2 separate regions of the Mus musculus genome follow, and region 2 is linked to region 1. The links are chromatin loops, found by intact Hi-C in ENCODE. Cell type or tissue: left cerebral cortex. All regions are shown on one strand. Each heading gives the region's core, and the rest is flanking DNA. Links, peaks and the distances in the headings are about the cores only.

Region 1 (7,429 bases), core at 3,166-5,665:
CACTGCCACATGGCCAGCCACAGATAGGGCTGTCCTGTGACTACTCAGCCTTTTAAGGCTCCACAGATGGGGGGAGGGGTTGGGAGACATGATCACCCACACAGCTACTTAATTCTGTGTTGGTGAGGTCAAACTCTGTGTTGGTGAGGGGCAGAGGCTGAAAGTCCCAGACTAGCTCTGAAATAGGGACTCCTCTGAGGCTAGAGACATTTTTAAAGTATTTGGACTTCTTTCCTTAGACCAGGCCTAGTCACACCTTGGTTTATGTAAAATCAACGGTCTTTGGGAGCTTTCTTAGGTCAGCTTTTTATCTACTCATTGAAATAGTATTGAGGGATCATGTTTCACACAAAGAGCCCAAGCTTTCCAGGCCCACACAGGGCCCTCGTGACATAACTTTAAGTCACAGTAAAGGACCGCCAACTTGGATTTCTGCTTCCTTCTGCAGAATTTGTAGCCCAAACACATGGTTTGCATTTAACACCAAAGGCCACATAGAGAACACATAGAGGACACATAGAGAAGATACAAGGGAGTTCACCATAGGAGCTGCCTCACCAGAGGGCAAGTGAAGACCCACATCTTAAATTAGTTTTATTCTAATGTCTAGGAACACAACTCACAGCACCGGAAGTGACTTTGTTTTGTCCTTGAAGGTCACCTTCACCTTAGCTTATCTTTGAAACAGCAACAAAGGAAGGGCTGTAAGGACCAGGTCATCATTCCAAAGAGGAGCCGAACTGAGTTGCTGTGAACATAGATAACATTTGGGAGAGGTCTTAGAAATCATCAAATTCCGTATTTGTCAGTGATACTGCCGAGCAGTGAGAGGTTAACTCAGTGGTAAAGGGTTTGTCTAACGTGCACCAAACCCTGGGTGCCATCTCTATCACCAAAAAACAGACAAAACCATGTCTGATGGACACTAAGGATGGTTGGCTATCATTCACCAACAGGAAAATTTCATACTGAGTAAAGGACTGTGTTCTGATTAGCTAAGGGCTGTGGTTACACAGTTCCACAAACTGTATGTCTTGGACCACAGATATTTATTGTTTCCCAAGTCTGGAATCCAAATCAAGGCATTGGCAGGGTAGTTTCCTGGGGCACGAGGAAATCTCTGTTCCATGCCCCTCTTGGCTAGTTTTCTAGCATCTCTGGCACTTCTAATCTTGTAGAAGCATTGTTTTAGTTTTTAATCTCTCCTTTCGCACACATGTAACTTTCGTTTTGTTTTTGTTTTTTAAGCTGGGATTCTCTGTAGCGTTGGCTGCCCTGGAACTTGCTCTGTAGACCAGGCTGGCCTTGACACTGCCTCTCAAGTGTTAGGATTAAAGGCATGTCCCATCATCACCCCAGTGTTGTGCATCTTTTTCTACACCCAAAGTCTCTTGTTAAGGACACCACCCCTACTGAATTAGAATCTGTTCCAATGACCTTATCTTGACTCATGTCTGCAGTGACTGTATTTTTGCATAAGGTTATATATCTTGAGATACTGAGACTAGGATTTCTATGTGTGGATTTGGTAGGGCTCAATGGAGTCTATAGCAGAAATCATCTATAACATGTTAGATCCTCACTGGAGGGCTGTAAGTTTGATGTGATCTTCATTCTACTGGTATGCCAGGCCCACTGAGGCAGGCAGCAGAGACACATCCCACCAGAAGCATGTGCATTGGTTAGTGTTCTCTAGAGCCACAGAACTTATGGAATAAATCTATTGGAAAGACTTGCAGGCTGTGGTCCAGCTAATTTAACAATGGCTAGCTGTGACTGTAAAGCTTAAGAGTCTAGAGGTTGCTTGGACCCACAAAGCTGCTCCCCTTAAGAAATAGGCTCCAGTGCCAGTGAAGGAATGGATGTGTCAGCAAGACAAGGGCATGCACGTAAAAAGCAAAAGCTTGGGGCTGACGAGATGGCTCAGCGGTTAAGAGCCCTGATTGCTCTTCCAAAGGTCCTGAGTTCAAATCCAAGCAACCACATGGTAGCTCACAACCATCCGTAATGAGATCTGATGCCCTCTCCTGGTGTGTCTGAAGAAAGCTACAGTGTGTTTATTTATAATAATAAATAAATCTTTGGGTTGGAGCGAGTGGGACTGACTGGAGCGAGTAGAGGTCCTAAAGTTCAATTCTCAACAACCACATGAAGGCTCACAACCATTTGTACACTACAGTGTACCCATATACATAAAATAAATAAATCTTTTTTTTTTTTTTTTTTTTTTGGTTTTTCGAGACAGGGTTTCTCTGTGGAGCCCTGGCTGTCCTGGAACTCACTTTGTAGACCAGGCTGGCCTCGAACTCAGAAATTCGCCTGCCTCTGCCTCCTGAGTGCTGGGATTAAAGGCGTGCGCCACCACACCCGGCTAAATAAATCTTTTTTTAAAAAAAAAAGAATGTTAAAAAGCAAGAGCTCCTTTTTCTATGTTCTTGGGTAGACTTCCAGCAGAAGGTATGGGCCATGTTAAAGGTATGTCTTCCCATCTCAAGATCCAAGTAAAAGACTGGTGTCTTCCAGGTTCAGGATCCAGATCAAAGGTGTGGCTTCCTGCCTCAAAGGTCCAGATTAGAAATAGATTCACCCACTTCAAACAAAGCAGACAAATTTTTACGGGCATGCCCTCCATTTCTGGATTGTAGCTCAATTCAGATATAGTCACATTGACAACCAAGACTAGCCACCACTCCATGTGTCCATGGATTCCGGAGCCTCACTGGGGGTTAGGAGCTCAGCCTCATCTCTCCTATAGATTAACCAATGTGGCAAACCTCCCTCCCAGGCTGTTCATCTCTATGATGAAGAGGAAGCAACTTTACAGTTTCAAAACCCCAAGAGATCTGAGTACCAAAAAGAAAAAAAATGCACTTATAACTTATGTGGAAGCAAAATATGTCCTGAAATGAGCACACTTGATACAAAGGTCATTCTTGAATTGACATAGGCTCCCTACATTCTATTTCTGCAACAGAGACATTTAGAGAAATGAACACAGGATGTGGCTGCAGATGCTATAGGGTGTCATGTAGCCAGAGGTATGCACATTCTTTGACTTTTTATCAGATTCCCCCAATTCTGCCATGCCTAACTCACCCCTGGGATTTGAATTAGGGACTGTGGATTTTTCAGCACATGTATTACCACCATGAAGTGTGCAGTTTGAATTCTGCAACGCTGTTTGGATCACAAGAAAGTGAAGAAAGGACAGATATAATGAAACTGGGAGCAGGTGAGGTTCTCTAACAGCTGCAACATGAAACCTCACTGTGTTTGCTAGGTACTGCACAGGGGAGGGGTAAGCTAGTTTTAGGAGGAGGTCTCTGAGGGTGAGCTGTCTCATGTCTCAGGCTATAAACATCCAGGAAGAGGAGGCCTAATTGCTCACACTGGTCAATCATTCCTAAACACTCATTCAGACTTTTTTGTTTGTTTGTTGGTTGGGGTTTTGATGGTATCCAAGAAAGGAACAGTCCCACAGAAGCCGCCTCTGGGCAGCAGTCAGCATCTGCCCTTCCCTTCAGTGCAGTGCAGTTGTGGATACCAAGAAAGGCTGTGGGGAGTCATCTTCCTAGCAGCACGCTATGGAATGCAGGCTGGCAAGGAGTCCCAGTGTTACTTTTTGGGGGAGATTTTCCTCATCCCACCCTCAACCCCTGCTTCTGGCTGAACCTGAAGTAATCTACCCCCATAATGGTCTAAGGCAGTGTGTGGTTCTCAACCTGTGGGTCAAAACCCCTTTGGGGGGATCAAACCGTTTTCACAGGGGTCACCTTAGGACCACCTGCATATCAGATATTAACGTTATGATTCAAAACAGTAGCAAAACTACAGTTACGAAGTAGCAACGATAATAATTTGGTGGTTGGGGCATCACCACACGATGAGGAACTGTATTAAAGAGTCACAGCATTGGGAAGGCTGCAAACCTTTGGTCGAAGGCCTGAGCCTTGAAATAGTGTTTCAAAGGATGGGCAACGGTGGTATGCCAGAGGGGAAACAGAGGTTGAGGTGGTTCTTCTTGTTGCTGACTCTACTCCAAAGCTTCCGATTATGTCACACGAGGTAGGGGCATGCGTCAGACAAGCAATGTAAGGCCTCTGGAGTGGGTGTCTGCTACAGGTGTTCATGTGTGCACACCCGTGGCCCACGCCTGTGCTGGGGTGGCTACCAGCCTCCCGTGCAAAAAAGTTCCAGCAAAACAGCTGGTGAGTGGAACTCTAAGTGGAAGTGATTTTCCTAGCACCATGACAACAAGACACCCTCGGAGCTAATGGCGACACTTCAGTCCTCGTCCTTCTCTGCTGGTTCCTGCTTACACTTCATGTTTCTTAAAATACTTGCCTGGCTGGCAATGTGGTGACTCACCTGTACCATCGCTGCACCAAGCCAAGTGGGAGGCACTTCCTTTTGCAGAGGAGTCGGGAGCCAGCCCAGCACCTGAAGCCTTTCATTCACATACAGTTCCTGTCAAGGGCGGGTGTTCTCATTCTCTGCCAAGGCTGCAATTGCCCAAGAAAGCAAAGCCATATGGATGTGTCAAGCTGCGGTACTTGGACTACACAGAGTTCAGGGAAATTAGGCAGATTTGCCTAGGTATCTCCTTCTCATCTTCAGTCCTGTGTGAGGTACCTGGGCCAAGTGCTGAAATAGGAAATTGCGCATGGAGTCACCATTGCCTGTGGTGCTCTGGGGCATCTCAGAGCCAGTTTTGCTTCTGGAATCCCGTGAATTCTGATGTACTTAAATGACTTAAAATTCTGAACTTGTGTGAATTGGAACTCACCCAATCTGTAATGTTAAAGTAGTAAAAAGAAATATTTGTCAAGAATTTTGCTGTCGACTAAGATTGTGTGTACCTTATATCTGCTTGGGTTCTGCGGGCTACACACTGTGTTCTGTATGCCCGGGAGTCAGTTCAAATCCTTGGTTCACTGATTATTAGCTGGGTGACTTTAGTCAGGTTACTTTGTCTCCTGGAATGTTCATTTCCTTGACTTTTCGAAATAGTGTCCTCCAAATTACATAAATAAAACGAGAGCCCATGACTACGAAAGCACAGTACAGGGGTAGAAATGTCTTGGTGCTTTCTGCAATTCCAGATGACCTGAGTTTTGTTCCCAGCACCCATGTCAGGGAGCTAACAACCACATGCAACTTCTGCTTCAGACTATCAGACAATCTCTTCTGGCTTTTATAAGCAGACAGACAGACAGACAGACAGACAGACAGATAGACATGTTATATAAAAATAAATCTTCTGGAGAAAAAAGAAAGATCCAGGATAGAGCAAGGCCAATGTATACTTGTGCCTTTTCCTGTCTCTGTGGGACTCTCTCTCTCTCTCTCTCTCTCTCTCTCTCTCTCTCTCTCTCTCTCTCTCTTTCTTTTTTTTCCGGGGACAGGGATTATCTGTGTAGCCCTGGCTGTCCTGGAACTCACTCTGTAGACCAGGCTGGCCTCGAACTCAGAAATCCACCTGCCTCTGCCTCCCAAGTGCTGGGATTAAAGGCGTGCGCCACCACCACCCAGCAGGATCTTTCTCATAGTTTGGAATGAGCACTAGTTCTGGCTACCCAGTGTTAACATCAATACATTTGCATATGTTGGTTTGCATACCTTTAGAACATAGTAAATAATTATCCAAGAAATAGATGATCAGGACACATACCCTGAGACCAGTGGTGGTGAAAATCTCAAGGAGAGATTTGGATGTGTCTTAGTTAGGGTTACTATTGCTATGATGAGACACCATTATCAAAATCAACTTAGGAGGAAAGTGTTTGTTTCACTATGGTTTGGTATAACAATTCATCATCAAAAGCAGTGAGGACAGGAACTCCAACAAGGGAGAAACCTGGAGGTAGGAGCTGACGCAGGGGTCATGGAGAGGTGCTGTTTACTAACTTGCTCCTCATGGCTTACTCAGCCTGCTTTCTTATAGAAATCAGGACCACCAGCCCTTGGGATGGCCCCACCCACAATGGTCTAGACACACACCACCCATCACTACTTAAGAAAATGCCTTATAGGCTTGCCTACAGCCTATTTTTTTCTTAGTTGAGGTTTTCCTCTTCTCTGATGACTCTAGCTTGTGTCAAGTAGACATACATTAGCCAGCTCAGATGGTCTTCATAATGTTATAAAATCAAAGACTCTAACTTCCAGAGACCTGTGGGTAGTTTCCTTCTGGAAGATCCGTTGCGATTTTCTGTATTATAAAAAGTTGTTTCTAACTACAGGGTAGACCAGCTGGTAACACACTGGCAGCTATCCACTCATTTTGCTGCAAGGCTCCTTTCTAATGCCCTTCCTCAGAAGCATCCTGCTTCCTCAGATCTGGCTCAAGCTTCTGCCGACTTCTGGGTGTCCAGCACAGAGATCTGGCTGTGTTTCTCTTCAACTTTCAGTGCTTGCTGTTTTCCTTCCTGTTTTTCTACCTGTTTAGGTCTTTTGGTCTACAACATGATGCTGGAACAAGACAGGACTTGAGTCCAGTCACATCCTTCACCCCTCTACCCCACCCTCTGTTTTACCTTTTTGTTTTCTGAGATAGCATTTCTCTGTGTAGCTCTGGGTGTCCCGGAACTCACTCTGTAGACCAGGCTGGCCTTGAACTCAGAGAGATCTGACTGCCTTTGCATTTGCCTTCCGAGTGCTGAGTTCAAAGGTGTGAGTCACTATCACTGGCTGTATTTCATATCTTTCAAATGAATCTGTGTTAGTTGCTTTTCCAGTGTGGTGAAGAGACACTGGGACCAAGGAGAGTTACAGAAGAAAGCATTAATGGGAACTTACAGTTTCAGAGGGTGAGTCCATGCTCATCATGGTTGAGCGCATGACAGCAGGGAGGCACAGGGCTAGAGCAGTGTGACACCACCATCCTGACAAAGCAGAATGGGAATGGATATTTATCAATTACACATCTGATATAAGGTTAGTATCTAAAATATTTAAAGAAGAAAAAGGAGAAGGAGGAAGGAGGAGGGGGAGGAGGAAGGAGGAACGGGAGGAGGAAGGAGGAGGAAGAAGAGGAAGAAGGAGGAGAGAGAAGAAGGAGGGGGGAGGGGAGGGGTGGGGAGGGGAGGGGAAGGAGAAGAACCACTACCACCACCCTAGATATCAAGAAAACAAATAACCCAACTTAAAAATGGGGTACAGACTAAGCAAAGGCTTCTCAAAAGATAAAACACAAATGGATGAGAAACAAAGAAATGCCCAACACCCTTAGTCATCAGGGAAATGCAAATCAAAACTACTTCAAGATTTTTATCTTGGCCAGATTGGCCAAGATTAATAAAACAAATGACAGCTCATACTGGCAAGGGTGTGGGGTAAGACGAACACTCACTTGTTGCTGATGGAAGTGTAAACTTATGTGGCTGGGAATAAATATACTTCAAGATCCAACTATAGTACTCTGGGGCAT
Region 2 (7,429 bases), core at 2,120-4,619, 300 kb after region 1:
GACCAAAGCTGCGTGGTGACTTCCAAAGCCCCGAGCGCCAGGGAAGCACCCACGGATCTAAAATGAAAACTAGTCTTGGAGCTTCATGTTCAGCAGACCTAAGACTCAGCAGAGTCTCCTACTGCCGCACAGACTCAGGCTCTGTGTCCAGGTCTTCGTCTTCTTCACCAGCCTGACCTCAGGCACCAGGCCAGTAACTTCTATCTAGTCTCTGTCCCAGCCTCCATGGAATATTTATTTAGCTGCCTCTATGAGCACAGGTGCCCCCTGACTGGATTCAGTGACCCTACCTGTGACCCCATAGACATAGGTAACTTCTGGATGACTCCTCTAGACTGAGGCTCTAGGCTGATTGGCTCCTACACGCTAAAGGCATAGGCCTGTCCATGCAGACTCAAGCTCAAGGCCTATCTGGTGCCAGGCTGACCTCCATGTACAAAAGTTTCAGGCCAGCTCCTAGGACCCGGGAAGCATATCAGTAGTCACAGACCCAGGCTCCACAACCCCCACAGCCTCAGCACAGCTTGTTACAGTAAAGTCCAGGCTTTAGGCCCCATCTAAGTAATTTAGCCCATATGCTCCACCCAGCCCAGGAAGGGAGCCCCAGCCCCTGATTTTTTTCTTTACCCAGTAAGTAGTGGTCAATATTCGTGTGGAAAGGAAGATTCATTCCAGCTGCCTGAACAACAAAGTGAGGCAGAAGGAAGTTTTATTCATTTATTTGTTCTCTTGTTCAATGAAATAGCCTGAATTGCTCTGGTAGGAGAGTCTGTCTTGAATCAAAAATGGTTTGACCAAATCACAACAGGAAATGGCTCTTGTTACATCCTAGCTTGCTCTGGCTCCTATTGGGCAAATAGAGCATCCTTTCTGTACTCCTTTAGCTACAGATCCAGCAGGTAGCTGTCCTAAGGGGCCCTGACACCTCACAGGTCTTTGTCTTTGGAATGTTTATTCTGAGAATTGTCTCAAGAAAGATGAGTGTTAGGTTGTTTTGGGGTTTTTTTTTTTTTTTTTTTGCTTTTGTTTTTTGTTTTTTGGAAAGGAAAGGAAAGGCACAGTAAGCTGGAATCCTGTCTTTAAATGTAGCTAATTTCTATTTAATTGGCCAGTAACTGCATTTAAAATAAACACCAGTTGGTAATCAAAAACAGGAGGATAAAGACTGAGCAATTGTGTAAGCAAGATAGAATTACTAAGCCAAAACAAAGTTGGAGGGAAGTGCAGAGACACACTGCTTCAGAGAAAACACAGGAGAGGAGAGACAGCTGTGGGCTCACAGACCTCGGAAAGATGAGCAGCAGCTACAACCGTTGGCGGAATGGATGCTAATCAGCAACTGATCTCCAGTTGTAAAGCATCGGTTCCTTTATTAAGTAAAAAATTTAAAACACTCATAAACAGCAGCTTTAAAACCGTCATGCAAAATGAGCTGGGCACACCCTGGTGTATCCCCAGAGACAGACAGAGAGATTGCATGGAGGTCCAGGAGACTCTTTGCTGAGGGCTGGCTTCTGGGAGTATAGTAATTCTGAGATTACTTCCCTCCAAGGAGCAGAATGTGCCATGGCAGAGCAGAGAGGGGCATGCCTGAACTCTGTGCTTGCTGCACCACCCAAGATGCACAGATGTGTCTTGCACAGGCTCATGCCTATAGCTGTTCTGTTTGGCACTGAGAGAAGAGCAGAGAGGAGAAAGGAAGGGGATGGTGACAGTGCCTTGGGAAGGATCTTGAGGACATGAGCAAGTTCTTCAACTTGAATCTCCATCACTTTAGGTTACACTTAAAAGCCAGACCTTCGCCTGTCCCATCTCTAAAAGGCTCACTGTTTGTCTCCCTTCTAATTAGCATGATTTTTCCCCCTTGAACACTGGGGTTGATTTTCTTTTTTTCCCACAGACAAAATTCACATCCCTGCTTACTGTTTGGTTCATTTGGAAGCAGTACTTATTCATCAAAGGGACTAAAAAGCCCTGGGAGGTTGAGTTCGAAGAAGGACTACACATGAGGGTCACAGTAAGTAGGCACTTCTCATCAAATCAGCTGCCCAGGGATGCTAAAGAGCTTTTTAAAGGGGAACTAATAAGGTCATTCAGCATCTACTGGCTTCTACAAGCCTTAGCTAAATTAGTCCTAGCATACAATAACCCTGTAAGGTAAAATAATGATTCCTGGTATTTTGAAAGCAATCAGTGATCCACGAAGAGGGAGTTAATGTCCCCCAGAACCAAGATTAAAACCGACACATTGAGGGAGGTTCCACTCCCTTCCTGTGATCGAAGGCCAGCTTGTTTGTTTCCAAGCAGGACCTTGGGTGAGGCGCACTTGCTCTGAGAATCCCGCAGCCACTGGAATGGCTGGCCCCTCTCAACTGAGTTTGCTAAGCACAGTCCTTTTCTAAGGCTGAGGGAATGCAGGTTTTGACCGCTGAGGCTGTTGAGACGGTTTGCTAGTTACATATTCTTGTAAGTTGTCAGGAGTCAGCTTTGTCTACATCCCCTTCCCCCCACCGAACACACACGCACGCGCGGACTCAAACCCTGGGAGGGCGGCCCTGGGCCACCCACACGCTGGCACACTTGTGTACGTGGAAGCCAGCTCGCTCTCCGCATTAGCTGTGGTGTGAATTCTGAGTCACATCTGCACAGCCGGAGAAGTGAAAGACTGTAATTTACATACACCCCAGTTCTTGTCGTTAAAGCGGAAGATCTCCGTGTTAAATTCTTCCTTTCAAGTGATTACTCATCATCCAATTGAGGGGAAAGCCTGGGCTATCACCTAGGAAAGCGATCTAATCCAGCGAGTTTGTAGTCGCTGGACGAACGCAGGAGGCCTCTTTCTGGTACCGTCTTGGGGAAGGTGGGAGAGTGGATGGTAGAGTCCCCTATCCGCCCCCCCCCCCACCCTATTCCACCCCTCCCCTCCACACCAGGCTTCCTGAAATTTTTAATTCAGAAAAGGAGTACCTCGGTTCCTGTGTATTGGGTAGGAAGTTGTAAAACAGAACACACTCAAAAATAAGCATTAAGAGTGAGCTCCAGGACAACCAGGGTTACACAGAGAAACCTTGTCTCAAAAAAAGCTTTAAGGCTACACTGAGTCTGTCCACAGCAGGAACCGCCGGCCACTGCGTTTGCATAACGGTAGTGTCCACTCTCTTGTATCCTCTACAGGAAGTGCTTGGTCCATTCCACTAAAAATGGCTGAATATTTTATTGACTAAAACCTGGGGGATGGAACTGCACATAAACATATCTGGAGGGCCGATTTTAGTTGTGTTTATGTCTCATGGTTGGAATCCCTTTTAACTACATATTTTAGAGACTTGGAACAGCTCTGAAATTCAGACACTTGATGAACAACAACCACAGACGTGTCACAGCAACATTTGGACACTTTGAAGATGGTGGCAGGGACTTTAGTGGGGAGGCATGAGAGAAGAGATTTTTTTTCTTCCTAATTATGACACTTTAGTAGCTGGGTACAGACTTCAAAAAGCTAGTACAGACAGAGCAAAATCGTACTGTAGAGCTCCGTTGGAAGGATTCGTCTGCCAGCCGTCACGATGTGGAAAGTTCATCTTTTCATCTTATAAGTAAAAATATCCCTCGGTTCCCCCATTAGTAAGGGAGGGTGGGAAAAGGCATGCGCACTGCACACACTCTGCAGGCAACTCTCTTCAGGGACTCCAAGGTCCTGTGGCCTGTGAAAGAGGTGCCCTCTGCCCAGGGCTCTTAACTTCACAGGGATAAGCTTTTCACCCAGCTGTCCAGGGAACAAAGGGCATGTTTCATCTGCCTACACCCACAGCCCCCTGGGTGGGGCAGGGGGTGACAGTCCAATGCCTATCACATGGCCTCTGGCGCATAAAAGCTTTTAAATAATTCTGATTTTGAATATCAAATTGACATGAAAAGTGCATTTAAGAAGAATAGGCATGATCCGTGCTGAAGAGCATGCTCTATGCAAATAAGTTGGGCGGTCACTTGCTCATTTATAGTCCTGGTTCTCAACTTAGGCTATGTATGGTATTGCTTGCTCTAAAATCCTGATACCCTATAGCATTCAATCAACTACACTTCCCCCCCCCCTTTTGCCCCTCTCCCTCCCTCCTTCTTTCTGTCTCTGTCTCTCTGTCTCTCTCTGTTTCTCTCTTTCTCTCTCACAAACACACACATACACTCAAGAAAGTAGGATTTAGTCAATCTAGGGTAACATAGGCATCAGTATTCTTAAAAGCTCTCTGAGTGCAATCAAGACTGAAGTGTGAGCCGGGTGGTGGTGGTGCACGCCTTTAATCCCAGCACTCGGAAGGCAGAGGCAGGCAGATTTCTGAGTTCGAGGCCAGCCTGGTCTACAGAGTGAGTTCCAGGACAGCCAGGGGTGCACAGAGAAACCCTGTCTCAGAAAAAAAAAGAAAGAGAGAGAGAGAGAGAGAGAGAGAGAGAGAGAGAGAGAGAAAGAAAGAAAGAAAGACAGACAGACTGTAGTGTGATTTAATAGAGCTCAAGGCCTCTTTTTGTCTAGCTCTGGACTCTTTTTGACTCTTTCTTTCCCTCCCACACTCACCCTATCTTAGCTTTTCTTCTCTGCATCTTCCTTGTCAACCTCAGTCAGCAGTGACTCACTCCTGGATCCTGGATCCCAGAACACTGTGTACACATCTTAACCAGAGCATCTTCTCACATTGCATTAAAGACACAAGCAAATAGGTCAGCCTGCTCCTCCTGTCCAACAGAATGTGGACCCTTTATAGTGTCTGCAGGAAGCATGCAAAATATTTAGCAGGACACGGGAGCCTATTGATTGAATGTGCAAATGAATGAATGTCAATAGTGCATATTATTGCTGCCTTACCTTACCGATCCCAGAGTTCGAAAGCCAGCCCCCTCTGGGAGACTCAGAATCAATAATGTGGAGGTGGGAGGTCTCCATCTTGCTACTCAAGCTCGCTCCATAGATTAGCAGCATGTACATGATACGAGGCTTCTTACATGTGCTTGACATCTCAGGCAGTTCATATGCAAGTTACAATTTCAGTGATATTTCCCAGTAACTCCCAGAGGAGTCCTATTTAGCCAGTCTGCCAACCTTGGTGTTCTAGACCTCTGTTAAACTTGGTAGACCCTGAGGTTGCTTCCTATTTCTTTCTTTCTTTTTTTTTTTTTTCGCTTTTCCCAACCTTCAAAACTATTTCTGTTCCTTGCCACCAAAAGCATCCGTTCATATCTGAACTTCTTACAATTATTCAGTCAGCTAATATTTGAACATTATTACTAGGTGTAGTGATTTGTATATGCTCAGCCCAGGGAGTGGCACTATTAGAGAGTATGGCCCTGTTGGAGTAGATGTGGCCTTGTTGGAAGTATATCACTGTGGTTGTAAGCTTTAAGACCCTCATCCTAGCTGCCTGGAAGCCAGTATTCTGCTAGCAGCCTTCAGATGAAGATGTAGAACTCTCAGCTCTGCCTGTACCATGCCTGCCTGGATGCTGCTATGTTCCAGCCTTGATGATAATGGTCTGAACCTCTGAACCTATAAGCCAGCCCCAACTAAATGTAGTCCTTATAAGAGTTGTGTTGGTCATAGTGTCTGTTCACAGCAGTAAAACCCTAACAAGACACTAGGTCTTATGTTAATTAAGAGTATCAGATATATTTTCTCATCTCTTCAGGAGATATATACAGTAAATATCATTCCCATTTTGGGGAGGGGGGGCGGTGAAGGAAGAGAAGTTTGGAACAACTAACTGATCCATGACATTAAACAGGTAGCATGTAGTAAAGTTTGAATCTGAACCCAAAGTCAGAATATTCACTAGAGTAGTCTTAGGTGTGGCTTTAAGCGATCACATTTCCTAGTTGAGCAGTTCTCCTTCACAGTCTTAAAAATACTGAGGATCCTAAAGGGCTCTCATTTGTTTATATTCTGTCTATAGAAAGACTAAAATTTGAAAGAGGGGGCTGGAAAGATGGCTCAGCAGTTAAGAGCACTGACTGCTCTTCCAGAGGACCCTAGTTCAATTCCCAGCACCCACATGGTGGCTCACAACCATCGGTAACTCTTCTTTCAATGCCCTTCTTCCAGGCATCCAATGCCCTCTCTGGTCTCCACGGGCTTGGTATCTAAGTATACACACCCACACACAGACCTACACAGACACAGAGAAGCATACACATAATACAAAATCAATAAAGATAAGTAATTTAAAAATAAAACATTGAAACAGAAGCTTCAAATTTGATTTTCTTTAAAAATAACTTTAACTTCATTAGTTCACGCTAATATAAGCAACAGTCTTCATTTAAAAACCACATTTTCTCAACCCAAATAAAATAGTGAAAATAGTTTCTCAACGTTATTTCTCATTTTTCCAAGTTTCTAACATCTGTGACAAAAGCAGATAGTTGAGCTTGTAACTCAACGAATATTATGCTTTTTGTGTGTGCATCAGCATGCAGTACATGTACCTCATGCAGGGTTCCTGTGATATACATTACAAAAAGGCTCTACTCCTATAGGCTAAGGTGAACAATTTTCACGGCTTTGCCAGGGACATTTTTAATGGATTTGGCAGGGTTTTTTGTTAGTCTCCTTGTTGGGGGGTTGGGTTGTTTGGTTTTGTTTGTTGATGTCACCAATGTGTGCCAGTGGAGAACTCTGACTATTAATAGTTTGGTCCTACTTCCTTGTGTGCAAAGGTATTACCTTTTTTTTTTAATCATTGCTATTACATCATCAGTGCAAGTGTCGACACAGCCACAAGCATAAAGGGCATTCTAAGGCTCTGGGACTAGTTTTCGTCTAATGGACCACCTTAAATAACCCAGAGCTCCCTTGGGATTTGCAAGGTGACATTCAACAACTGCTGTCCTGCAGTAGACTTTTTGAGGCTTTTTTTTTTTTTTTTTTTTTTTTTTTTTTTGAGACAGGGTTTCTCTGTGTAGCCCTAGCTGTCTGGAACTTACTCTGTAGACCAGGCTGGCCTCGAACTCAGAAATCTGCCTGCCTCTGCCTCCCAAGTGCTGGGATTAAAGGTCTGTGCCACTACTGCAGGGCTGTTTGAGGCTTTTTTTGTTTGTTTGTTTGTTTGTTTGTTTGTTTTCGAGACAGGGTTTCTCTGTGTAGCCCTAGCTGTCCTGGAACTCACTTTGTAGACCAGGCTGGCCTCAAACTCAGAAATCCACCTGCCTCTGCCTCCCAAGTGCTGGGATTAAAGGGGTGTGCCACCATTAAAGAACATATAAACACCACAAATTTCTGTAGGCACCTGCAAGAGACAGGATTCTGGGTCACAACACCACCGGGCTCTGCACTGTGGGCAGTGTCACGTCTGACTCAGTACTTTGGCAGCTCGCCATTGACAGCAGGCTCTTCAGAAGTCTTCGGGTGCTGAGCTCCTGTGAAGCCTCAAGACAGAGGGCCTGA

Evidence for each region. Hi-C counts contacts between places; a loop is a spot of excess contacts. Peaks named below come from ENCODE experiments on the same cell type or tissue, not always from the same donor. Only the 100,000 strongest peaks of a DNase experiment are listed, where the experiment ranks them.
Region 2: it touches region 1 in a loop (4-fold over the local background); 1 of 42 quality-filtered maps calls a loop at or near these places.

Annotation. Positions count from the first base shown.
Region 1 is chr3:65,881,694-65,889,122 of GRCm38, reverse strand. No RefSeq gene overlaps it. Among named protein-coding and RNA genes, the nearest start is that of Gm35039, 43 kb to the left of the region's middle. In left cerebral cortex, for the core only: no CTCF peak of the experiment used is centred there; DNase peaks (open chromatin) are centred at 3,658 and 4,302.
Region 2 is chr3:65,581,733-65,589,161 of GRCm38, reverse strand. No RefSeq gene overlaps it. Among named protein-coding and RNA genes, the nearest start is that of Gm34924, 4.6 kb to the right of the region's middle. In left cerebral cortex, for the core only: no CTCF peak of the experiment used is centred there; DNase peaks (open chromatin) are centred at 2,588, 3,171, 3,378 and 3,496; H3K4me3 peaks cover 682 bases; H3K27ac peaks cover 355 bases.